5 separate regions of the Homo sapiens genome follow, and regions 2, 3, 4 and 5 are each linked to region 1. A link is a contact called in ENCODE Hi-C or POLR2A ChIA-PET data. All regions are on one chromosome and are shown on one strand. Each heading gives the region's core, a stretch centred on a gene start or an enhancer-like site at or near the end of the contact. The rest is flanking DNA. Distances are from core to core; before and after follow the strand shown.

Region 1 (4,743 bases), core at 1,366-3,865:
GATCACTTGAGGCTGGGAGTTCGAGACCAGCCTGACCAACATGGAGAAACCCAGTCTCTACTAAAAATACTAAATTAGCTGGGCATGCTGGCACATGCCTGTGATCCCAGCCAATGGAGCAGCTAGGACTACAAGTGGGTGCACCAGCACGCCCAACTAATCATCGTATTTTTTGTAGAGATGGGGTCTCCTGCTGAGGCAGGAGAATTGCTTGAACCCAGCGGGGTGGAGATTGCAGTGAGCTGAGATCGCCCCACTGCATTCCAGCCTGGGCAACAGAGTGAGACTCTGTCTAAAAAAAAAAAAAAAAAAAAAAAAAAGTCAATGGGACAAGGGGAAGGGGACTTCCAGAACCAGGAAGCTGAGACAGACCAGATGGAGCGGATCATTGAGGAGTCCCTAAATCTCCCATCTGTAGGTCCAGCCCTAGGTTCTTTGCCTCTGCTGTCTTCTGGGTGTCTCCTCCTGACAACCTCCAGGCCCCTTAGAACCAGCAGGACCCAATCCAGGCTCAGCATGTCACCCCATACCTGCTTCTCTTCCCAGCTCACCATCACAGAAATAGCCCCACTATCCCCTGTCCCTAAATGGGAGACCCAGGTATTGTCCTCACCTCCTTCTATCCTTTCACCCCCACGAGCTCATGGTTTTCAGATCTTATCAGTTCTCCCTCTCCAGTCTCTCCCCAGCTGTCCCTTCCTCTCTCTCTCCAGGACTCCCAGATTGTCACCTCCCTCCTAGACCCTACCCCGGGCCTGACCACCCCCATCTTTCCTTTGGCCTCCCTTCCATCTCCGATTTGGTCTCCCCCACCTCCACACTGGCTTCCCCATGTCCATACTCATTCTCTCCCTGCCTCTTCTGTCAATGCAGCCAAAGGCGTCTGTGTCAAAAGCAACATGGCCATGGCCCTTCCTGCTCCAAACCCTCTCAGGGGTCCCCACTGCAACTGATGGAAACCAGGCTCCTCACTGCACCCCATGAGGCCCTGCAGGTATAGCCCCTGACTACCTGTCTATCCTTCTCTCCCACGGCCCCATCTATGAATCGTTCAGTTCTCAAAATAATGAACTCCTCACCTTTCCCAGACACACCAGGCATGCCCACAGCAAGAAACGAGCTTCCACCTTTTCCCCTTCCAGGGACAGCCCATGAAGCTCCTCTGCTCATCCCTCTTTCCACCCCCAGCTCTACACTGACTGCAGCAGCCCGGCAGGGGGAAGTGGGACCAGATGGACTGACGGGTGGACGGATGGGTGGATGGATGAATGGATAGATGGACAGATGCATGTATGGATGCATAGATAGAAGGATGGATGGGTGGATGGCCAGATGAATAGATGGATGGGTGGATGGATGGATGATGGACGGAGAGATGTATGGGTGGATAGATGGATGAGTGGATGGATGTATGAATGGATAAATGGGAACACATAAATGGATGGATGGATGGATGGATGGATGGACGGACGGATGCATGGATGGATGGATGGATGGATGGATGGATGGACGGATAGATGAGTGGGTGGCCAGATAAATAGATGGATGGGTGGACAGATGGATGAGTGGAAGGATGGGGGGAGCAGATGGATGAATGGATGGGCGGACAGATGGATGAACGGAAGTGTGGATGGATAGATGGAAGGATAGATGGGTGGATGGCCAGATGGATAGACGGGTGGGGGACAGATGGATGGATGGGCAGATGAACGGTTGAAGCAGCCCGGCCGAAATGCGGGAGAAATGGGGGGAAGCCCTGCAGAACGCATCGGCCCCTTCTTGACCTCGGCGGGCCTTAGCTTCCCCTCTGAACAAAGCGGGCGTGTGACCCTCTGCGCACCCCTAAACCGTGCACTCACCCGCTCAGGCCTCAGTTTCCCCCACTGTCCAGCGGGGGTGGGGTCCCGGGCTGGGAGCCACGCGAACGCCCCCACGGTCCTCTCTTCTCGGCCGCCTCCTGCCGGGTCCCCGACCGCACCCCCTCCCGTAGGGCACGGGTCACGTGACTCGAAGCCCACCTCCTCCCGGGGAGGGGCCGGGCCTCGGGGACCCAGCGCCGGAGCGTCGCCGGGCAACAGTGCCCGCCTGGTCTTCGCCTCCCAGCAGGGGCCCGGCCCCGCCCACTGGGCGGACGCCCCGCCTCCGAATCGATCACGTGAGGGGGCCGCAGCGCTCGAACAATCCCGCCCTCTCGTTGCCGTGACAACCGCCTTGTAGGCACACTCTTCTTAAATCCGGGCCCTTGGTCCCCCGCGCGGGCGCGGGTGGATCTCTCGGGCTCTGACTTGTTTTCGGGTCACCTTCAGGCTTCAGCCAGGCACCTGACGCCTCTTTCCCCTCACGGTGCCAGGGCCGGGCCGAACTACATTTCCCAGGAGGCTCCGCGGCCAGGTGCAAACAGCGCCGTGCTGACTACATTTCCCAGACAGCCTTGCGGCGGCCCGGGCCTTAAAGCGTCCATTTCCCAGCGGCCCTCCGCTGCGAGACCGCAGCCCTTCTCTGGAGTCTCAGAGCCGCAAGACACCACGACTCCCAGAGGACCTTGCGTCGGGCAAGAAAGACTACACCTTCCAGAGGCCTCTGCGGCGCCGCGACAGGAAGCGGCGGGCGAGCCGAGTGTCCTTGCGCGTGGATCCGAGCGACCATGGTGGCCCGGGTGTGGTCGCTGATGAGGTGCGTGGGGGCGCCGGAGGGGACCCGAGTCCCCGAAAAAGTCCATTTTTGTGGGCATCCCTGTCTCCAGTCTGGTCCCGATCTGCTCTTCGCTTCCCTTAGAGTCACTTCCCCTTCGTTCCCCGCCTATGGGCCAGATAGGGAAACTGAGGCTTCAGAGGGGCGGGGCTTCCCGAGGTCGCCAATCCCCTCCCTCCTGCTTCCCAGCGAGCCCTTGGCGTTCAGTTCGCGGTGTCAGCCTCCGCCTCCGAGCCTCAGTTGTCTTCTCTGTGAGGTGGGAATGCCGGTGAATCCTGCCGCTGGCGTGGATGAGAAGTGAATGCGTGCTCGGAGCTGCGAGTGACAGCGGGCAGGAGGCGCCCAGGGACACTTGGTTTCTCCAGGGCTGGAAGGCTTCTAGAAGGTCAAGATCTTACGTCTTCACTGCCCCTGCTCACTGTGGGACTTTGAGTGACCCACTCTCCCCCTCTGGGTTTCAGTTCATCAGTTCAAGTGGCGTCCAGCCGCCCTGCCTTGCACGTTGTAAAACGAGTGCTGTATATAATAGGGGTCTGGGTCGACGGTGCTGCACTACAGAGTGTCACCCTGTGGACGGTGAGCCCTCAGGAGGGTCTCACTCTCCCCGTGGGCCTTGGCCCCTGAGGGTGGCTGTCAGTGTCCGCTGAGCTTCTGCTCCTCCCGTCCCTGCCCGCAGGTTCCTCATCAAGGGAAGTGTGGCTGGGGGCGCCGTCTACCTGGTGTACGACCAGGAGCTGCTGGGGCCCAGCGACAAGAGCCAGGCAGCCCTACAGAAGGCTGGGGAGGTGGTCCCCCCCGCCATGTACCAGTTCAGCCAGTACGTGTGTCAGCAGACAGGCCTGCAGATACCCCAGGTACTACGGGCCGGGAACGAGGCCAGGGTTTGGCGGGTGGTCAGCTCTGGGAGGTCCCTCCAGCCCTGCACGATGTTGTCCTCCATATTGATGCTGACCTGATTCTCCGGCCTGTCCTCCTCCCTCCGCCTCTGGGGATGGGCTGCTGAGCCTTTTCACCAGTTCTTTCTGCCCATCTCTTTTTCCCAGCTCCCAGCCCCTCCAAAGATTTACTTTCCCATCCGTGACTCCTGGAATGCAGGTAAGGCACCCAGTTTCTTTGCTTGGAGGGAGACACCCCAGTCTAGCCCCTCTCCCCACTTCCTGGCCATTCCTTTCTGTCCATCCTCCTTCCTGCCCGACACGTGTCTCTTAGGGATCTAAAAGGGAAAGGAGGCCGAGCACAGTGGCTCACGCCTGTAATCCCAGCACTTTGGGAGGCTGAGGTGGGCGGATCATCTGAAGTCAGGAGTTCGAGACCAGCCTGGGCAACATGGTGAAACCCCATCTCTACTAAAAATACAAAAATTAACCGTGCGTGGTGGTGCACACCTGTAATCCCAGCTGCTGCTTGAGAGGCTGAAGCAGGAGAATTGCTTGAACCCAGGAGGCAGAGGTTGCAGTGAGCCGAGGTTGCACCACTGCACTCCAGCCTGGGCGACAGGGCGAGACTCCATCTCAAAAAAATAAAATACAAAAATTAGCCTGGTATGGTGGCGCACTTGTAGTCCCAGCTACTTGGGAGGCTGAGGCAAGAGAATCGCTTGAACCCAGGAGGCGAAGGTTGCAGTGAGCCGAGATTGCACTACTGCACTCCAGCCTGGGAGACAGAGTGAGACTCCATCCCCGCCCCCCACCCACCCCCCACCGCCCAAAACAAACTCTAGAGTTTCCCAGGGGTTGGAGGCTGGGTGAGGCTGGGAGGGGAGTATCACCAGTGGCCGTCCCTTTCCCACAGGCATCATGACGGTGATGTCAGCTCTGTCGGTGGCCCCCTCCAAGGCCCGCGAGTACTCCAAGGAGGGCTGGGAGTATGTGAAGGCGCGCACCAAGTAGCGAGTCAGCAGGGGCCGCCTGCCCCGGCCAGAACGGGCAGGGCTGCCACTGACCTGAAGACTCCGGACTGGGACCCCACTCCGAGGGCAGCTCCCGGCCTTGCCGGCCCAATAAAGGACTTCAGAAGTGTTCCCTGACCCGTGTGCTGGCCCCAGGGAGCACA
Region 2 (4,743 bases), core at 1,467-3,966, 810 kb after region 1:
AGGGTTAACAGGCAAATCTCCCACTGACCTTGAATCTTGGATGAGTCACTTCCCCTCTCTGAGCCATCCCAGCCCTCCCCTCCTCCCTCTCTCTCACTCACTGTACTCCAGCCACTGGGGCCTCCTCACTGTTCTAACAGGCAGGGTGTGGTCCTGCCTCAGGGCCTTTGCACGGACTGTGCCTGCTGCCTGGAATGCTGTTCCCCCTAACTGGACATGGTTCCCTCCTGGCCTCTCTCTCTTCTCTTCTTGGATGTCACTCAGAAAGGCCTCCTCTGACCTCCCTACTAAAAACTGCGGCCCCACCGGGTGTGGTGGCTCATGCCTATAACCCAGCACCTTGAGAGGCCAGGGCTGGTGGATCACATGAGGTCAGGAGTTCGAGACCAGCCTGGCCAACATGGTGAAGCCCCGTCTCTACTAAAAAAAAAAAAAATACAAAAATTGGCCAGGCATGGTGGCACAGGCCTGTAATCCCAGCCACTTGGGAGGTCGAGGAACAAGAATTTCTTGAACCTGGGAGGCGGAGGTTGCAGTGAGCCGAGATCGTGCCACTGCACTCCAGCCTGGGTGACAGAGTGAGACTCTTTGACAAAAAACAAGAACAAAATCCCCGCATCCCCCACATTCATCTCGTCCTTTGCTGTCCTACCACGTGACACATTGTAAAGTTCTCTCACTTATGTTGTTCCTTGTTCGTCTCTCCCACTGGGTAGTGTGTGTCACCAGGGCTGGAATTCTTATCTGTTTAGCTCACCGCTGTCCCCAGCGCAAGGACTCAATAAATATGGTTGAATGAGTGAATGAGAAGGAAAAAGCCTGTTACAAATGTCATGGAATGGGGTCTCAGATTCACTTGAGAATCTCACTAGCTGCCTGAAGTTACTTAAATTTAAACATTCAGGCCAAGCGCGGTAGCTCACACCTGTAATCCCAGCACTTTAGGAGGCCGAGGCAGGTGGATCACTTGAGGCCAGGAGTTCGAGACCAGCCTGGCCAATATGGTTAGTCCTCGTCTCTACTAAAAATACAAAAATTAGCTGGGTGTGGTGGCGCGCGCCTGTAATCCCAGCTACTTGGGAGGCTGAGGCAGGAGAACCGCTTGAACCCGGGAGGTGGAGGTTGTAGTGAGTCGAGATCGCGCCATTGCACTCCAGCCTGGGAGACAGAGCGAGACTCTGCCTCAAAAAAAAAAAAAAAATTTAAACATTCAGCTTCTCACTGTGCATTAGCCACGTGGTGCTTTTGGCTACAATGTTGGATGGCACACAATTCTAGAATTGCAGAAAGTTCTATTGGACAGTGCTAGCATAGACCCTGTCCCCACTCACCCCCCCAAAAAAATGCAGTCACAGACACCCAATTTTTCCCATGTTCTTTCTAAAGCTACCAGAAGCTTCATTCTATTCAAATAATTTGGCAGAGGTGGCAAACTGGTGGCCCCTGGGCTGGACAAAGCCCCAGTTGGGTTTCATTTGGTCCAATTGTTCCCTAACAGGCAGGACATGTCTACAGCTTGAACTTCCTGTGGATCTGTGACTCTCCAGGTGGGTCTCCCATAGGGCACTGCTCTCCCCTGCCCCTCTAAGCAGGGCATCACTGCCACCTCCTCAGCAGAAATATTCACCTCCTCCCTGGACCATCTGAGATTGAGACCTTGGTTTATAGACCAAGAGGATAAATAATTTGGGAGGTGGAGAGGGGCGGGGTAAAATCCAAGTGGGGGCAGCTTCAGGAAAAGGTTGATCCAGCAGTCACAGAGCCTGGAGCCTGACCCCTCCATTGCCCCTGGCTGACCCTCTCCAGGCCTCAGTTTCCTTCTCTGCAAAATAGGGATGATTAAAAAGACAATACAGTGCTGGGAGGATGAAGTGGTCTGATGTTGGGCAGATCAGGCCGGAGGCTGGACAAGTTCCCGTGGTGGTTCAAGTCACTCATATAGCTGGGTTGGGCCGGGTGCGGTGGCTCATACCTGTGATCCCAGCAATTTGGGAGGCCCAAGCGGGCAGATCACTTGAGGTCAGGAGTTCAAGACCAACATGGTGAAACCCCGTCTCTGCTAAAAATACAAAAAATTAGCCGGGCGTGGTGGCACGTGTCTGTAATCCCAGCTACTCAGGAGGCTGAGGCAGGAGAATCGCTTGAATCCAGGAGGTGGAGGCTGCAGTGAGCCAAGGTCGCGTCACTGCACTCCAGCCTTAGCGACAGAGCGAGACTGTGTCTCAAAAAAAAAAAAAAAGTGTGTGTGTGTGTGTGTGTGTGTGTGTGTACATATAGCTGAGTCGGAGCCCATGGTGGAGGGCGTGGCCCCTGACGCGCTGGCGAGGGTCACCCTGCAACTCTCCCAGGGTTCTCGCAGCCTCAGTTTGGCCATAGGGGAAATGGGCGACCTGGGGAATCCCAGCACCTGTGCGGCGCCCCCGATCGCACTCACCTCCCAGGGCCAACTTCACAGGGTCCCCAGCTGCGGAGCGGGGGTCCCGTGGCTGGGACAGGCGTGGTCCAAGAGTGCTCCCTCCCCTTCAGGGGCAGGGCGTGGAGTCCTTCCCGGACTTCATGACTTGGCGAGGGGCGGGGCCTAGTGGAGGCGGGGCAGGGAGGAGAGGGGCGGGCCTGGCGCGGGCAATCCCTCAACCTGATTGGTCCCCTCGCCCGTCACTCCAGTGCGCCCCCAACCTACCACGCAGTAAAAGCCACCCCCGCCTCGGCCCGGACGGTTTCCAAGCTGGTTTTGAAGTCGCGGCAGCTGTTCCTGGGACGTCCGGTTGACCGCGGTGAGTGGCGGGGGCGTCTCAGTTGAGCTGGGGGGCGGTGTCCATGGAGTCCTGGGGCACCCCAGGGGCCGGAGGGGTCGGGGAGGGCCTTTCTCGGGGTGGGATTTGCTGGACTCTGCGGCCTGGGGAGGGGTCTTCAGCCCAGGCTGGTCACCCCTCCCCCCAGAAAAATCCAACTTCTGCAACGAAGCTCAGACTTTGAAACCCTCTTCTCACTTCCTGGGACTTTTGAGGGGCGAAAGAGCCCCGTAGAAGGGGTGATATTGAAGGGGGTGGGCTAAATACCGCCCCCCGCCCACCAGGTTTTCTCTAAATTTTGAACAGTTTGCTTTTGGAAACGCCATTTGCAGGCAAGTTTCCTCCTGCGGGCAGAATCTCCGCCCTCCCTTCTGGGGTTTTCAGAGACACCCCCCGCCACCGCAAAGCCCCCTCCCCTACAGATGGTTTTGCCACGGGTGGGGGTGGGGGTTGCCCCAGCTCCTGGCGCCCCCAACTGATTCTGGGGAGGTCTTGGGCAAAGCCTGCCCACTTCCCTCGGGTGGGCGTGGCGACGAGGTGGCTTAAAAGTAGGAAGGCCTATCCGTTAACTGCTTTGGGGTTCTTGTCCCGGCTAGGCCTGGCAGTGGGACCTGGGGCCCTTGGAATTTTGGAAGTCCAGTCTTAGCATGCTCTGAAGTTGCTGGATGGCTGGGTCTGGCCTGGAGCTCCCCTTCTGGAGCCAGCGGCAAGGCAGGTCACTGACCCCCAGGGGTTTCATAGGGTGTTGACATCTGCCATGGCCACCCTTGCTTAAACCAGTTCCAGGAAGTCATGGTGGACAGAGGGGACGGGAGGAAGCTGCCTGAGTCCTAAGTGGGACTTGAGAATCGGTCGAGGCCAGGAGTTTGATGCCTGCCTACCTGGCCCCCTGCCCAGGTGAGCTCAGGCTCCAAAGGAGGTGAGGAGAAGCACAGATTTAGGCAATGATCACTGGGAGGTAGGTATGTCTTCTCACCTGACTTCCCAGTTGGGGGACTTTTGTACCTAGCAGGAAGCTGGTTCCTGGCTGGCTTTACCCCTTTGTCCGTGGAAGCCAGAGTGCGGTGAGATAGTTTATGGAGCACTTACTATGTGCCGGGCACGGATCTGAGCTTCCCCGGAGCAGCGTCTCCTCCAGTCCACAGGGACTCCAGGCTCTTGTGAAACACTTATACACATTTCACAGATGTGGCAAGCAAGACTCCTAGGGGATGCTGCCTTCCCAAACTCCTATTCCTAGTGAGTTGCCAAGCTGGGATTAGAACCCATTCTGGGCTGGGCAGGATGACTCACGCCTATAATCCCAGCACTTTGGGAGGCTGAGGTGGGCGGATCATTTGAGGTCAGGAGTTGGAGAACAGCCTGGCCAACATGGTGAAACCCCACCTCTACTAAAAATATAAAAATTAGCCGGACGTGGTGGCGGGCACCTGTATTCCCAGATACTCTGGAGGCTGAGGCAGGAGAATCGCTTGAACCTGGGAGATGGAGGTTACACTGAACTGAGATCACGCCACTGCATTCCAGCCTGGGCGACAGAGCAAGACTCTGTCTCAAAAAAAAAAAAAGGCCGGGCATGGTGGCTCACGCCTGTAATCCCAGCATTTTCGGAGGCCGAGGCGGGCGGATCATGAGGTCAGGAGATCGAGACGATCCTGGCTAACATGGTGAAATCCCATCTCTACTAAAAATACAAACAATTAGCCAGGCGTGGTGGCGGGCGCCTGTGGTCCCAGCTACTCGGGAGGCTGAGGCAGGAGAATGGCGTGAACCGGGGAGGCAGAGCTTGCAGTGAGCTGAGATCGCGCCACTGCACTCCAGCGTGGGCGACAGGGCGAGACTCCGTCTCAAAAAAAAAAACAAAAAAAAAAAAATGGAAAGAACCCAATCTGGACTCCAGATCTAGTGCTTGCAAAACATCATCATTTTGCTGGGTTCTGCTTAGGGGACA
Region 3 (4,743 bases), core at 720-3,219, 770 kb after region 1:
TTAACCGGTACAGGCTGAGAGCAATTGGTGGTGGATGTTTAAAAAAGAAAACCTGGTCCCCTCCGTCCTAGCTACCAGATGGTCCTGGGCCCTTTCTCGAAAATTCCTCAGCCTTCCATCGGCCACCTCCAAAACTTCTTTCTCTAGCCATTATTTTGAGGCGGAGCTTTGAAAAAAGAAGTTTAAAAGCCCAGACCCTATAGATTCGAGGGCCAGCCGCCAGCCCAGCGTGTCAATCTGTGAGTCCTCCCTTTGTTCCTTCCTCTCGCAGGCATTTGAGGTTTCTGTGGACTTCTCCTTCCGGGAGAGATGAAGTGGGACCGGACGAGGTTGTTGGGGGGGGAGGTGGGAGGGAGAAAGTATCGGCTGGTGGCTGCAGAGGCGCGAGGCCTGGACCAGGCATAGAACAAAGGTGCTGGCGGCGGGTGTACCTGTTTGCCCCTGTAGAACAGCCTCTGCAGGCCTGGCTCCACGTGGAACAGCTCCTGGATCTTCCGCCTCAGCTCCTCCACCTTGGTCAGCCTGGACAGCGAGTCCACCGTGTGGGTCTGCCTCCCGTCCATGGTCCGAACCTGGATCCACATGGTGTCGGCGCTGAGGGGAGGGACAGCAAAAACCCCCATCAGTTTTACCAGCACCTCTGAGCCATGCCATGCTCTAAGGAGTCGGGGTTGCTTTTGTCCGGCCTGTGGACACCAGGAAACTCCCAGGATGCCCTTCCAGTCCTCCTGTACAGCCAGACCCTGGCCAGGACCAGACACAACAAATTAAGCACTTAAGGCATTAACGACTAGCCAAGTGTTGAAGATTGAGGAGGAAGGAGAATGAAAAGAGGGAATTGAAAGAAAAGCAGAAGGTCCAACCCATCCCTCCTTCCCCACGACCAGAGGAGAAAGGAGGCCCGGGCCAAGTGGCCGAGTTGGTTCGTTTATTCATTCATTCATTGATTCATTCATTCCTCGGATTCCTATTTACGGAAGAGGGAATCCCAGAAGTCCAGCGCGGGCCGGAACTTCAGAAGTCCCGGGGGAACTCAACCAAGTGCCACTGAGAGGGAAAAACCCCACCCGAGATCCGCGGACCCCGGGACCCCTCGGTGCCCACGCCCCCCCTCCTTGCCGGCCCCCCCCGCGCGCGTGCGCGACCGGGCCCGCCCCGCGGTGGCCATGGTAACCGGCCGCCCCGTCCCGGCCACCCGCGAGCGCGCGCGCCCCGCGACTCACCTCGACCTCCAACCCCCGGCAGCTCGCGCCCCTCCAAACCCTGGACCCTCGGCGTCCCTCCCGCACTCCCACTGGCCCGCGCGGGTCGCGCCAGCGAGCCCACGCCCACCCCCGCCGCCGGGACTACAGAGGGGGCCCCCGCTCGTCAAGTCCCGCCCCCCTTCACTTGAGCCGCCTCTTATTGGCTCCGCAGCACCCGGCCGCCCCGCCCCGCTCGCTCCCCATTGGCCCAGATGCTCCCGGGGAACTCAGGGCGCGCGAAATCGGGCTCGGGCGCGACAATTGAATCGCGGGGCGCCCCGCGCGCAGGCGCGGAGCCTGACATCCTCCCCGGCGGCTCGCCAGGCCCTCCCCCACCCGGCGCGCTCGACCCCCCGCCGGGCTCCGGGGACGCAGCGCTGGTCCCGGCTCCAGCCGGATGTGTGCCGGGGAACGATTCCCGAGGGTTAGGTGGAAGGGGAGGCCCTGGATCCCGGGACAGAGTGCGGGACATGCGTGCGCCCGGGCTGGCCGCGCGGGAAAGTTTTGCAAAGTTCCCGAGCCCCGTGCGCCCGGCCCGGGCTGGCACCCCGACCCGGCCCGCCCGCTCACCTCTCCGGTCGCCGCGAACAGCTTGTCTGCCTGCGCGCGTGGCCCGGCTGGGGATGGCGATGAAACCGCGTGCGTGGCCCGGACCCCGCGCGGACTTGCGTGCGACCCGGAGCGCCCGCTCGGCAAACGCTGCCCGCCGCGCTGCCAGCTGCTCTGATTTTTTTCCCGCGAAAACTCGGCATTTGGGAGTTGCGGGGCCGCAGGAGGCCGTGCCGGGGGCGGGCGCCTGCCTCCTGATTGGCCGACGCAGTGGCGGGAAGCGAGAAAGAGGGTGGGGGGCGCCCCCGCCTCTGTCCACGGCGCCTCCGCCTAGTGGGCCACGGCTCCGCCCAGCCCTGCGCGCTCTGCTGGGCGCGCCCAGCGTGCAAAGGGGCTGCGTGGCAGGGCCTGGTCACCCCCCGCACGTGGACACCCCAGGAGCCTTGGGGACCCCCAGGGTACAGACCCCCTGAACTCTTAAGTCCAAGTCCGTTCGCAGCCCCCCACTCGCACGCATTGACCAGTAGGTCTAAGAAGGCCGGAATCAATGTGTAAATACTGCGAGGGAATGTGGGGGGCCCCTAGGAGACCACCTGCACCCTGATGGCTCGCCCGATCGCCCCAAGCCCCACTGCCTGGCGTCAGGGCCTGCCAGGGCTCCCCACTCTACCCACCCGCAGGGCTTGTTTGCTGTCTTTTCCCGCCTCGTTTTCCCGCCTTCTCCAGGCTGTCCAGGCGGGCAGGGCTGCCCTGCCCCCTCCGCCCTGTCTGTTCCACTCTGACCAGTCCTGGCGGGCACAGGAGTGACCTGTGCTGGGCACCTACAAAGCAGCCGGACAGGTTGCTCAGAGCTGCAGAACCCAGCGGTGTACATGGCAGACCCAGTTGGTGGTCTCAGGGAGGGAAAATTCCTATCTGGGGGAGACAGGCAAGAAATGAATAACTAAAGCAGATAATTTCAGATGATTCCTTATAGGAGAGTGACCAGCAGCCATGTGGTGGGAGGCGGGGAGAGAGGATACTCTCTCACTGGGGCCACTGCGGTGGGCCTCTCAGAGAAGATGACATTTGAGCTGGAATCGGAGATGAGACTCCAAGGACAGATGGGTCTAGGAGGGAAAGTCAAACCCAGAGGCCGGAAAAGGCTTAGAGGTGTCCAGGGAGCAGGAAGGGGCTGGTGTGGTTGGGGCCCACTGAGCAAAGGGGAGGGGGAGTTGAGGTCAGAGGGGTGATATATAATACCTTGAAGGCCACCGGGGAGGACTTTGGTCTTTCCCTTGAGAGCTGTGAGCAGAAAAATGTTGAGTTCCCACTTAGCTTTTTACAGTTTCTTCGTCACTCTATTAAGTCTCCTCTATCTGGTCAGTGGGACTTCTGCTATGTCCCTAATATAGGAGACAGATCATGGCCCCCGAAGATATGCGTCTCTAGACCCCCACGTCCTCGCCCCCAGGATCTGTGAATACAGTGCCTTACACAGCTAAAAGGACTTTGCAACTTTGCAGGTGTGATTCAGTTAATGATTTTGAGTTGGGGAGCGTCTCCTGGGTGATCCAGGTGGGCACAATGTCCTTAAAAGGTCCTAATAAGTGAAAAAGGGATACAAAAGGTCAAAGTCAAAGGAGATGGGAAAGTGGAAGCAGGCTTTACAATGATCAGGCCAAGGGCCGGGCGCGTTGGCTCACACCTGTAATCCCAGCACTTTGGGAGGCCGAGGCAGGCAGATCACCTGAGGTCAGGAGTTCGAGACCAGCCTGACTAACATGGAGAAACCCCGTTTCTACTAAAAACACAAAATTAGCCTGGCGTGGTGGCACATGTCTGTAATCCCAGCTACTCGGGAGGCTGAGGCAGGAGAATCGCTTGAACCCAGGAGGCAGAGGTTGTGGTGAGCCAAGATCGCGCCATTGCACTCCAGCCTGGGCAACAAAAGCAAAACTCAGTCTCAAAAAAAAAAAAAAAAAAAAAAAAAGATCAGGCCAAGAGGCAAGGAAGATGGGCAGCCTCTGGTGGCTAGAAAAAGCAAGAAAGACTCCTAGAACCCGCCCTGCCCCTAAAATTTATTTCAGACTTCTGACCTCCCAAACTGTAAGATGATAAATGTGTGGGCCGGGCGTGGTGGCTCACACGTGTAATCCCAGTACTTTGGGAGGCCGAGGCAGGCAGATAACTGGAGGTCAGGAGTCGCCAGACTAGCCTGGTCAACATGGTGAAACCCCATCTCTACTAAAAATACAAAAATTAGCCAGGTGTGGTGGCCGGCGCCTGTAATCCCAGCTACTCGGGAAGCTGAGGCAGAGAATTGCTTGAACCTGGGAAGCGGAGGTTCCAGTGAGCAGAGATCGTGCCACTGCACTTCAGCCTGGACAACAGAGCGAGACTGTGTCTCAAAAAAAAAAATTAGCTGGGCAGGGTGGTGTGTGCCTATAATCCCAGCTACTCAGGAGATTGAGGCAGGAGAATCACTTGAACCCAGGAGACGGAGGTTGCAGTGAGCCAAGATCGAGCCAGTGTACTCCCACCTGGGTGACAGAGCAAGGCTCTATCAACAAATAAATAAATGTGTGTTTTGCAGCCACTGAGTTTGTGGTCCTTTGTCATAGCAGCCTTGGGAAGCTCCTGCATTCTAATCCACGATGTCCAGATGGTGCTGTTCACTGTTTGCAACCTCAGTACACGATCAACGCTACTGCACACAATTCTAGACCCTCAGCCATCAGCCAGGTAGAACCCACACCACAGGTATGAGCAGGCCCACCTGAGGGTGTGAGACGGCTTGAGCTCTTCCAAAATGACAGCACCTGCTGCAGGAACCTAGCCTATTTCTATCAGAACACATCATCTGTTTGTAGCGCTGTTGCGAAAACTCAACGTGGCTGAAAGAGGGAATACATTTTTCTTTTTCTTTTTTTCTTTTTCTTTTTGAGATGGAGTCTTGCTTTGGTGCCCA
Region 4 (4,743 bases), core at 1,667-4,166, 780 kb before region 1:
CAAATGGATACATACCACCAGGGTGGACAGTATCTCTATAGAACACGCCTGCATTATCATCACAAACAGCTAACTAAGGCACTCTGATGTGGAATAGACCTGTTTTAGGAACATATCTGCATGGCTCACCTATGAAATGTACGGCACTTGCATTGGGGGAATTCCTGGGTGTCAGTGTCTTGTAAATACCTGTATGAGACACACCTGCATTTACGTAAACCTGTATGGGACTCGGTTGTATGGAAACATACCCAGATGGGTGTATACTTAACTGAAACACACCTACGGGGCGGGAGACTGTAGAATGCATTCATGGGTGGAGGGAAACCTGCTCAGAAACATACCTGTGAGGTAAGAGAAAGCACCTTGTAGGAGGAACACCTGTATGGAATTGAGCTCAAGTGAGGGGAAGAACTTGGAACATCTGCACGGGGCACACTCACATTGACACACATCTGTGGGTAAAACCATCAGGGCAGGGGCTCACATACACTGAGGCCCACCTGTCAAGAATGTATCTGTGAGAAAACACCTATTTAGGGGCACTTACATGGAAAAAAACCTCTGTATCACTCCATGCTGTATGGCACCTGCAAGGAACAACTGTAAATGAAAACCTCTGCTGGGGAGCCTCTTAGAAGAGACTCATTTGTCTGGGGCACACCTGTTCCAGCACACCTGTCTAGGCAGAGGCTGGGCGTGAACTAAATATGCCCTCACGACTGTATCTTTGTTTTCTTTCCTTTTTAAAAAAAATAATAATAATTATTATTATTATTTGTAGAGTTGGGTGTCTTGCTATATTGCCCAGGCCGGTCTCAAACTCCTGACCCCAAGCGATCCTCCCATCTCGGCCTCTCAAATTGCTAGAATTAGAGGCCTAAGCCACCGAGACCGGCCAATGCTGTATCTTTGGATAAAGGATGATGATAATAACAAGACCCCCTCCTGAGGACCCTTGGGTGACAAGTGATGATTAAAGAATAATTAGGCCAGGCCGGGCGCGGTGACTCACGCCTGTAATCCCAGCACTTTGGGAGGCTGAAGCGGGAGGATAATCTGAGGTCAGGTGTTCGAGACCAGCCTGGTCCACAGGTGAAACCCCCCCCCCCCGTCTCTAATAAAAATACAAAACTCACGGCTGCGGTCGGGCATGGTGGCTCATGCCTGTAATCCCAGCACTTTGGGAGGCCGAGGCGGGCGGATCACGAGGTCAGGAGTTTGAGACCAGCCTAACCAACATGGTGAAACCCCGTCTCTACTAAAAATACAAAAATTAGCCGGGCGTGGTGGTGTGCGCCTGTAATCTCAGCTACTTGGGAGGCTGAGGCGGGAGCATTGCTTGAACCCGGGAGGCGGAGGTTGTGGTGAGCTGAGATCGTGCCATTGCACTCCAGCCTGGGCAATAAGAGCGAAACTCCATCTCAAAAAAAAAAAAAAAAAAAAAAAAAAAAAAAAAAAAAAAAAAAAAAAACTCACTGCTGCGTGCGATGGCTCACGCCTATAATCCCAGCACTTTGGGAGGCTGAGGCGGGCGGATCACGAGGTCAGGAGTTCGAGACCAGCCTGGCCAACATGGTGAAACCCCGTCTCCACTAAAAATACAAAAATTAGCTGGGTTTGGTGGCGGGCGCCTGTAATCCCAGCTACTCGGGAGGCTGAGGCAAAAGAATCGTTTGAATCCGGGAGGCGGAGGTTGCAGTGAGCCGAGATCGCGCCATTGCACTCCAGCCTGAGCAACAACAGCGAAACTCCGTTTCAAAAAAAAAAAAAAAAAAAAGATAATTAATTCTTTCTAGGGTATAGAGTGATGGTTAAGGATCCCAGATCTCTTTAAACCCTGTTTTGCCCCTTAGTGGTCATCAGGACTGGGGAGAATGACTTAACCTCCGCTTCCTTATCTGCAAAGTGCGAACGCCAGTACCACCTACCTTATAGGGTTTTGGCAAAGACGACTCGAGAGGTGAGTAAAAGCCCTGGCATGTGCAAAGCACTGAATCAAAGTGAGATTTGTTATCGAGTATTCGCTGTCAAGTGGTCTGGGCTCCCTTCCCCCTAATGGTGGATCGAGAAACTGCGCCCGAAACTAGCAGTAGGGACATTCCGCAGGTGCAGCGAGTGCGACAGGCTGGGGCCCTGCCTCCAGCGCTCGACCACTGGGATCCTCAACCCCGCGCCCGGGTCACTGAGCCACCCCCTCCCCACGCCGCTCAGCGTCTGATTGCGGCCGCGGCCCCTTTAAGATCTCCTGGCAGGCGGTGGGACTGCGGGCTGGAGGCAGTCGGGGGTCTGCGGGGAGGCCCCGCCTAGGTGGGAGAAGAGGCGGGGCGGGCGGGCTCAGCCCAGGAGGCGCTGACCAATAGGAAACCGACTTTGCAGCCGCGCCGCGCGTTGATTTTCTGTTTCCCAGTCAGAGTGGGAACCGAGAAAGGAAGCGCGCGGGCGGGAAGAAGGGACAGTGGGAGAGCATCGCTCCTGGATCTTCTGTTTCTGCGGCCGAGCGGGGAAGGTGTAAGGCGCGGGCGGGCAGAGAGCGAGCGAGATGGTGCACGGTTCTTGCGTGCGTCTGGGAAAAGCGAGAACTTGAGTTCCTGAAGATTAGTGGGTGTGGCGGGGAGGTCAAGTGGAAGGGGATTATGAAACCCAATCCCCGACAGCGCTCTACCTTGCCCCCTTGGGCAAAGGGGGAAAGGGTAAACTGAGGCACGCAGAGGCGGAACTCTGAAACCAGACCTGAGACCACTGAGCTCCCTAGCCCGTCTTCCCAGAAGGAACTCTGGTGTTCCTCGGCTGTGCAATACCAGACCATCCCAGACATTCCCTCCCCACGCCCCCAGCTCCGCCCTCGGTCCCCTCCCCCCAATGCAGGTCGGGGGAGGAGACGCAAGTTCTGGCGCGGGCGGCGACGGCTAGCCGTCACCACCTCCCGCAAGTGCCAGAGCCGAGCGGACTGCGCGGAGGCTGCGGAGCCGGCGGCCGCGGGAGCTGACCCTGCGGGGTCCCGGGGGGGGAGGGGGAGCCGCGAAGCCCCCACTGAGGCCGCCGCTGCCGGGCCTCCCCTCCCCCCCGGGCGGGCGCCATGCGGGGGAGCCCGGGCGACGCGGAGCGGCGGCAGCGCTGGGGTCGCCTGTTCGAGGAGCTGGACAGTAACAAGGATGGCCGCGTGGACGTGCACGAGTTGCGCCAGGGGCTGGCCAGGCTGGGCGGGGGCAACCCAGACCCCGGCGCCCAACAGGTACCCCCACCCCCAGGGACCTCCTCCCCTCCCGGCCCCGCCCGCTCCCGGTTACCCAAGCCCCTGAACTGGGCGGCCGGAGCCACCAGGGACTACCTGTGGCTGGACTCCAGAACCTGTGTCTCTGTCTCGTTCCCCCTACCCACTCGTGTTTGGCCTAACGGGATCGCTCAAGACAGGGACGCCGAGGCCCCAAGCCTGCAGTTCCGCGGCCAACACCCGATCCCCCTGCTGCGGGGCAGGGGGCGTCTGCCTGGGAAGAGATGGGGGCGCTTTCCTGCCCACTGCCCGGGACACACCCTCCTCCAGACTGCACAGCCCATGACGTGCCCTGCTCTCACCTCCAGGAGACACACCCTCCATCCTCTGGGCACCTACTGCCCTGGCCTGCAGCTGCCCCGATCCCTGTGTTTACATTCCCTGGCCTGCCCTTTCATGGGCCGTTCACGGGCCTGGCTCACTGTCCCGGGCTGCCCCAGCCAGGGACCCAATCCTGTCTGCGGTCACCCGCAGCTGGGAATGCACCTATAACAAGACTTTCCTCCCGCTGCCCCCACCTCCACTTTGCAGGTCCTTCCCACACCTGTAGCCCCAGATCGCTCTAAGAGAACCACAGCAACCCTGAGAGCAGTCCAACCTCCCACTTCCCAAATGGGAAAAACCAAGGCCTCAGCCACTCCGCTTGGTTCTCTCCTGCCCCACATCGCCCAGGGCTTCCTCCAAAGGGAACCCCTGGGTCCCCCATGTGGACAGGGTTTTTTAAGAGGCAGCTGGGTTCAACAGGAATGAGATACCTAAAAAAATAACAAAAACTAAAAACAAGAGACAGCTGGAAGGACAGGCTTTACAGATGAGAACTGAGGTTACCATTTCCTGGTTCTGTGACCTTGAACTGGTGACTTGACCTTGCAGAGCCTCAGTTTGCTCACCAGGAAAACTAGACCACTCACACCCACCGCACAGACCTGTGGTGGCTGTAGGGATCTGGCTGAGAAGTTAGCTGACTGAGGGAGAAGTGGGGTGACGTCTTCTATCCCCTTCCTCAAGGCGCTGGGGGCTCTGGGTTCCTAAGGCATAAGGTGACATGCGTCCCCTCCAGATCAGGAGCAGGTTCCTGGAGCCACCTCTATCCCCTTTCCCTCTGTCAGGGTATCTCCTCTGAGGGTGATGCTGACCCAGATGGCGGGCTCGACCTGGAGGAATTTTCCCGCTATCTGCAGGAGCGGGAACAGCGTCTGCTGCTCATGTTTCACAGTCTTGACCGGAACCAGGATGGTAAGGTCGGGCGACCTGCCTGCAGGCCCCAAGGGATAGGGCTGTGGGGGCCCTAGAGACATCAGTGGGGTTAGAACTGGCAGCGCTAGGAGGAGAGGGGGAGGGCCGCTTCTCCCCGATGACTCATAGGCTATTTCAGGAGCACTCCTCACCCCCTAGCTAGGTGGTTCGAGGCCCAGCCAGCCCATCCCACCTCCTTTCCCTACTGGGGCAGAACCCCGATAATTACCCTT
Region 5 (4,743 bases), core at 1,458-3,957, 540 kb after region 1:
CTTGCAAAGCCCCATTAAGCAGTACAAGCGGGCCTCGTGTAAAAGGATTTTTAATTCATCGTTACAAGCACCGGTAATGAAGAGGCTGCGTTCTGGAAATGTCAGATGATCCATAAGGCGTCGGGCAGGAGGACTTATCACTGCACCACGCATCGCACCATCACTCCACCTGAATCATGAGGCCTTTTACGCCCACGTTTGTGGACTGAGTCACTGGTGCCTCGGAAGCATCACCCGCGGGCTGCCGGCTTCCTAATCGCCTGGCCGTGCCCGGCCAGGCCGGCGTGACCCACTGCACACTCCACTCCACGAACAAGGAAAGAGGGCTCCCCTTCCAGATGAGCCTCTGTGACTGCCTGCACAGCCCTGCCCAGGTGGCCCAGCACCTGTGGGCTCCAAGCATGGCATCCAAGCCCGCCGGGCTCGTGGGCACCTCGCACCAGTGCATGGGAGCCCGGGCTTTGTGGCCGGCATCAGTCCCACCCTTGTGGTCTCCCCAGCAGACCCACCCTGCCAGACTGATCTGTCTGCTTCCAGCCCCACCTCCACGCAAGCCTGAATGTCAACACCAGGCACTGTGTCCGCGGCTGGGAAGATAAACCAGGCAGGAAAAGCAGGCAGGACGCTGCTGGGTGCTACTGGCTGCGGGCCCAGCCTCCAGGGGCCCACGAGACACGTGTGCAGAGGCCGGAGTGCACAGGGACAAATGCGTCCTCCCCATCAGCGCTGCCACATGCACAGCCCTTAGTGGGGACGCGGCCCCAGCAACATCTGCATTTTGCTCTCCTCATCTTTTTTTTTTTGAGACAGAGTCTTACTCTGTCGCCCAGGCTGGAGTGCAGTGGCGCAATCTCAGCTCACTGCAACCTCCGCCGCCCAGGTTCAAGCAATTCTCCCGCCTTAGTCTCCCGAGTAGCTGGGATCACAGGCACGTCCCGCCATGCAGAGCTAAGTTTTGCATTTTCAGTAGAGACGGGGTTTCATATGTTGGCCAGGCTGGTCTCGAACTCCTGACCTCAGGAGATCGACCCGCCTCGGCCTCCCAAAGTGCTGGGATTACAGGCATGAGCCACCAGGCCTGGCCTCCTCATCTTCTTTCTGGGCCAGGTCCCAAGGCTCTGCAGGAAGCTGATTTAAAGGGCCAGCTGAGTGTCATTTTCCAGCAGGCGTGGACAGCCCCAAGTGCCTTGTGCGCAGGTGGGCTACAGGGTGTGCAGCAGACAGCCCTGCAGGGCTGCAGCCCAGGCCATGATCGGCCAAGCCCCTCCAGGCCCCAGGCTCCTCACCTGCAGAACAGACAGTGCAGGATGACCCCACAGGCTCTCACTGTGTGGATCAAATGCAGTAGGTGACACTGGGGGCCTGGGGGAGCGAGGCTGCAGATTTGACAAGCCCTGAGCAGCTGCTAGTGCTCAGACAGGGTGGTCCATGCTTTAGGGAGTGGGCCCAGCTCACACCACTGCAACCCTGCATGGCGGGGACTGTGGCAACCCCACAGCACAGAAGGGACGGCCGAGGCACAGAGAGGTCGAGGAATCTGTCCCAAGTGCACAGCCAGCTGGTGGCCAGCACTGACCACTCCTGACTGCCCTGTGGCTCCAAGGGGTTCCCCAAAGGGGGGCCATCATTGCTGAGAGCAGGAGGAAGCTTCACAAGCCCCCACGATGAGGCCCCGCTACGCCCAAGGTGGCTGCGCGCATCTACGGGGGGCCTCAATGTGCACCAAGAGTGGAGCAGCAGAGATCCTCCAACTCAACCACAAAAGGCCAAGCAACCCAGGCACGGAATGGGCGAAGGAGCAGAACAGACGTTTCTCCAAAGACGGCATGCAGATGGCCAACAGGACTGTGCAAAGATGCCCAGCGTCACTGACCGCCAGGAGAACACAAATCAAACCATAGCGAGACCACCTCGCACCTGCTAGGGCGGCTGCTACAAAAAAGTCAAAGGTAGGTGTGAGTGAGGACGAGGGGAAGGGGAAAGCCCTGCACCCGGGGGGTGCGGATGGGAGTCCGTCCAGCCGCAAGGGAGAGCAGTTTCCTCCAGTGCTAAAAACAGAGCTGCCCGACGGTCCAGCAAGCCCACTGCTGGGTCTGTATCCACAGGAAATGACATCAGAATCTCCAAACCACAACCACACTCCCACATCCGCTGCGGCGCAACCCACAACAGCCTGAAGGCAGAGACATCGGCGGGTGCCCGGATCAACACAACGTCGTCCATCCACATGGTGGCACATCACTGAGCCAGGAAAAGAAGGAACTCCTGCCATATTTGGGTTGAATGAATGTGGATGAACCTTGAGGAAACTATGCCAAATGAAAGACACCACTCGCGCCTGTAATCCCAGCTACCCAGGAGGCCAAGGCAGGAAGATCTCAAGGCCAGGAGTTCCAAACCAGCCTGGGCAACATAGTGAGACCCCATCTTTTAAAAAAAAATTGGGAGTTAACCTAACTTTTTGGCACGTGCTTGTGGTCCCAGCTACTCAGGAGGCTGAGGCGGGATGATCGCTTGAGCCCAGGAGTTTGAGGCTGCAGAGAGCTGTGATCACACCACTGCACTCCAGCCTGGGTAACAGAGTGAGAGACCCTGTCTCTTAAGAAAGAAGCCGGTCGCAGAAGAATAAAGACTGTACAATCCCACTCACGTGGGGTCTATAACACAGGCAAACACACAGAAGCAGAGTGCTGGGTGCTGGGGTGGGCGGAGGGAGCTGCTGCTTAGCACGTGTGAAGTGTCAGTTATACAGGACGGGTGAGCGGGCCGCAGAGCCCTGCTGCCCACCACTGGGCCCGTGGTGAATGCTGTACTGAACCTCAGATGCTTCTTAAGAGGGCAGATCTCACGCTAAGCATTGTTACAATTGTTTGTTTTTTTTTGAGACAGTGCCTGGCTCTGTTGTCTAGGCTGCAGTGTAATGGTGCCATCACAGCTCACTGCAGCCTGGGTATCCCGGGCTCAGGCGATCCTCCCACCTCAGCCTCCCGAGTAGCTGGGACCACAGGTGTGTGCCACCACGCCCAGCTAGTGTTTTTTATTTTTTTTATAGAGATGGGGTCTCATCGTGTTGCCCAGGCTTGTTATAATTATTAGAAAAACAGCAAAGATCAGACAGCCCGGTTGTGTCGGGGCACGTGCGGTGCCTCTGCTTTTGTGGGAAGGTGGAAACTGCATGGGGTGCTCGATTCTGCAGAGGATGCCCCCAAGGCCACACCTGACGGGGCCTGCTTATCTCTGCCACCCTTGATGCCTTCTGATTTTTGTACCTTGCACCTCGGGGAAGGATTCAAAAAATAACACACCTGCTGAAGTCGGGATCACTGGCTTCCTGAAAGCTGCCCACCACCCCCATGGAGACGCAGAGCTTGGAGGAAAGACCGCTTCAGATCGCGCAGGTGGGGAGCCGAGCATGGCCGGCAGCCCTAGAGGCACGGGCAGGGTGGGCCTCGACCGCAAGGACCTACCAGCTTCCACCGCTGCTCGGGGATGGCGCTGATGTCCACAGGGTGGCGCTCAATCACGTTCAGGAAGCGCGCCTCGGGGACTGCGATGGCACAGATCACGTGGATCCACCTGGGAGGGCAGGTGCAGCGGGGTCAGGTGCGCCTCTGAGGACCTGGGCTGGTCACAGAGGGGCTGGGCGTGATGTGGCTGTCGGCTGGGTCAGGGCCTGGGGAACTTCAGGAAGGTCGGTGCAGGCGTATGCTCCTCCTCAGCCCTGGCCACCCCATCCATGACACAGGGCGGTTATGTGGAGGTGATGGTCAACCCCTAGGCACTGGGGTCACACCCTGCAGAGCCTCAGCCCAGGGCAGGCTCCCCTCCGGCCCTCCAGCCCCAACGCGCGGTGCCACCCACCTCCTATCGGTGGTCATCTGCAGCGCACCTCCTCGCAGGTTGCACAGGCAGCACTCCTGTGGAGACCAGACAGCCCTGGATGAGCAGGGCTCGGAGCAGGCTCCCCACACACTGCTTGGGGCCTGATCTGCCAACCGTCCCCAGCCCACGGCCCTTATATTTCAACCTAGCAGCCACCAAAGTGACGGGTGGGAATCCCTTGGGTTCCACCCCCTCAGGGCAGAGGTGAAGGAACCCAGGCCCACGGAGGGGAGACTACGCCCCAAAGTCACCCCACTGGAGTGGGGCCGGGGCCCAGGCCTCTCAGAGCACCACCCCCGCTGCGGGGAGCGAGTTACCGCAGTCCAGGCGTGGGCCGCGCACCGGGAACACGTCCAGCCTTCATTGACCAGCTCGGGACGGATGCCATAGCAACCTGGAAGACAGCGGGGGCTGGCTGAGATCTGGGGGGCAGGTGAGACTTGGGGAGCCGAGTGAAACTCAGGGGGAGGGGCCGGGTAACTTGGGGGCCAGTGTCCGTATGTGGAGTGACGAGGCCTCCGCACGCAGCTGCAGCATTCAGGGTGCGTGCTGTTCCCACCCTCTGAGCTTCAATCCAGGCCACTGCATGTGGAGCGAGAGAAAGGTCTGGAAGCTACTTGTGTGGAAAGAGGACGCAGGAGGGGAAGCAGGGACCCTGAGCTCCAGCTGGGTCTGCCGCGCTCAGCCTGGTGGTGTCTTGAGGGCCCCTCCTTGTTGGGTGTCTGCACCCCCAACAGCAGCTCCTCCTGCTATGTCCAGAAAGGCCAAAGCCGCAAGGGAGACTCACTGTGGGATGTGGCCCTGGGTCTGGAAATGGGGAAAGGGCACAAAAGGCCGAATCATGCCCCCAGAGCGAGGGCA

Evidence for each region. Hi-C counts contacts between places; a loop is a spot of excess contacts on that map. ChIA-PET counts read pairs that join two places held with the same protein, here RNA polymerase II (POLR2A). Pooled maps may share reads with other maps.
Region 2: a loop to region 1 is called in a pooled map, with 20 times the contacts of the local background. The contact joins the promoter of PLIN3 here to the promoter of MICOS13 in region 1. A Hi-C loop is called at or near these places in 8 of 50 pooled maps.
Region 3: a pooled map shows a loop between it and region 1 (5-fold over the local background). The contact joins the promoter of UHRF1 here to the promoter of MICOS13 in region 1. A Hi-C loop is called at or near these places in 1 of 37 single-sample maps with no recorded cell type and 8 of 50 pooled maps. POLR2A ChIA-PET finds 5 or more read pairs at or near these places in 3 of 52 experiments (CD4-positive, alpha-beta T cell, CD8-positive, alpha-beta T cell and endothelial cell of umbilical vein).
Region 4: a loop to region 1 is called in a pooled map, with 6 times the contacts of the local background. The contact joins the promoter of SLC25A23 here to the promoter of MICOS13 in region 1. A Hi-C loop is called at or near these places in 6 of 50 pooled maps. POLR2A ChIA-PET finds 5 or more read pairs at or near these places in 2 of 52 experiments (SK-N-SH and activated CD4-positive, alpha-beta T cell).
Region 5: a loop to region 1 is called in a pooled map, with 8 times the contacts of the local background. The contact joins the enhancer-like site here to the promoter of MICOS13 in region 1. A Hi-C loop is called at or near these places in 5 of 37 single-sample maps with no recorded cell type and 8 of 50 pooled maps. POLR2A ChIA-PET finds 5 or more read pairs at or near these places in 1 of 52 experiments (GM12878).

Annotation. Positions count from the first base shown.
Region 1 is chr19:5,678,388-5,683,130 of GRCh38, reverse strand. It overlaps MICOS13 (mitochondrial contact site and cristae organizing system subunit 13), which reads left to right and starts at 2,615. Exons shown (of 4, transcript NM_205767.3): 1 at 2,615-2,673; 2 at 3,368-3,545; 3 at 3,735-3,786; 4 at 4,483-4,709. The coding sequence starts at 2,645. The coding sequence ends at 4,580. HSD11B1L (hydroxysteroid 11-beta dehydrogenase 1 like) reads right to left here and starts at 2,104. Exons shown (of 8, transcript NM_198706.3): 1 at 1,860-2,104. RefSeq lists a silencer at 1,927-2,136 and enhancers at 2,187-2,656, 2,667-2,766, 2,787-2,866, 2,897-3,006, 3,387-3,526.
Region 2 is chr19:4,865,640-4,870,382 of GRCh38, reverse strand. PLIN3 (perilipin 3) reads left to right here and starts at 2,716. Exons shown (of 8, transcript NM_005817.5): 1 at 2,716-2,774. RefSeq lists silencers at 15-94, 1-135, 2,559-2,738, a cis regulatory region at 1-302 and enhancers at 2,956-3,456, 3,399-3,748.
Region 3 is chr19:4,906,727-4,911,469 of GRCh38, reverse strand. UHRF1 (ubiquitin like with PHD and ring finger domains 1) reads right to left here and starts at 1,969. Exons shown (of 17, transcript NM_001048201.3): 1 at 1,815-1,969; 2 at 432-594. The coding sequence starts at 584. It also overlaps a transcript of ARRDC5 not described here. RefSeq lists silencers at 1,111-1,630, 2,131-2,210 and an enhancer at 2,030-2,936.
Region 4 is chr19:6,457,965-6,462,707 of GRCh38, reverse strand. It overlaps SLC25A23 (solute carrier family 25 member 23), which reads left to right and starts at 2,916. Exons shown (of 10, transcript NM_024103.3): 1 at 2,916-3,235; 2 at 4,384-4,510. The coding sequence starts at 3,080. RefSeq lists silencers at 2,225-2,404, 2,915-3,054, 3,105-3,164.
Region 5 is chr19:5,136,795-5,141,537 of GRCh38, reverse strand. It overlaps KDM4B (lysine demethylase 4B), which reads right to left. Exons shown (of 23, transcript NM_015015.3): 16 at 4,200-4,276; 17 at 3,862-3,917; 18 at 3,468-3,576. Among named protein-coding and RNA genes, the nearest start is that of PTPRS-AS1, 39 kb to the left of the region's middle. RefSeq lists enhancers at 2,173-2,272, 3,295-3,794, 3,795-4,296. Within about 2 kb of position 2,707, at least 3 of the 41 ENCODE cell types and tissues checked have a DNase peak (open chromatin) inside an H3K27ac peak, as active enhancers do.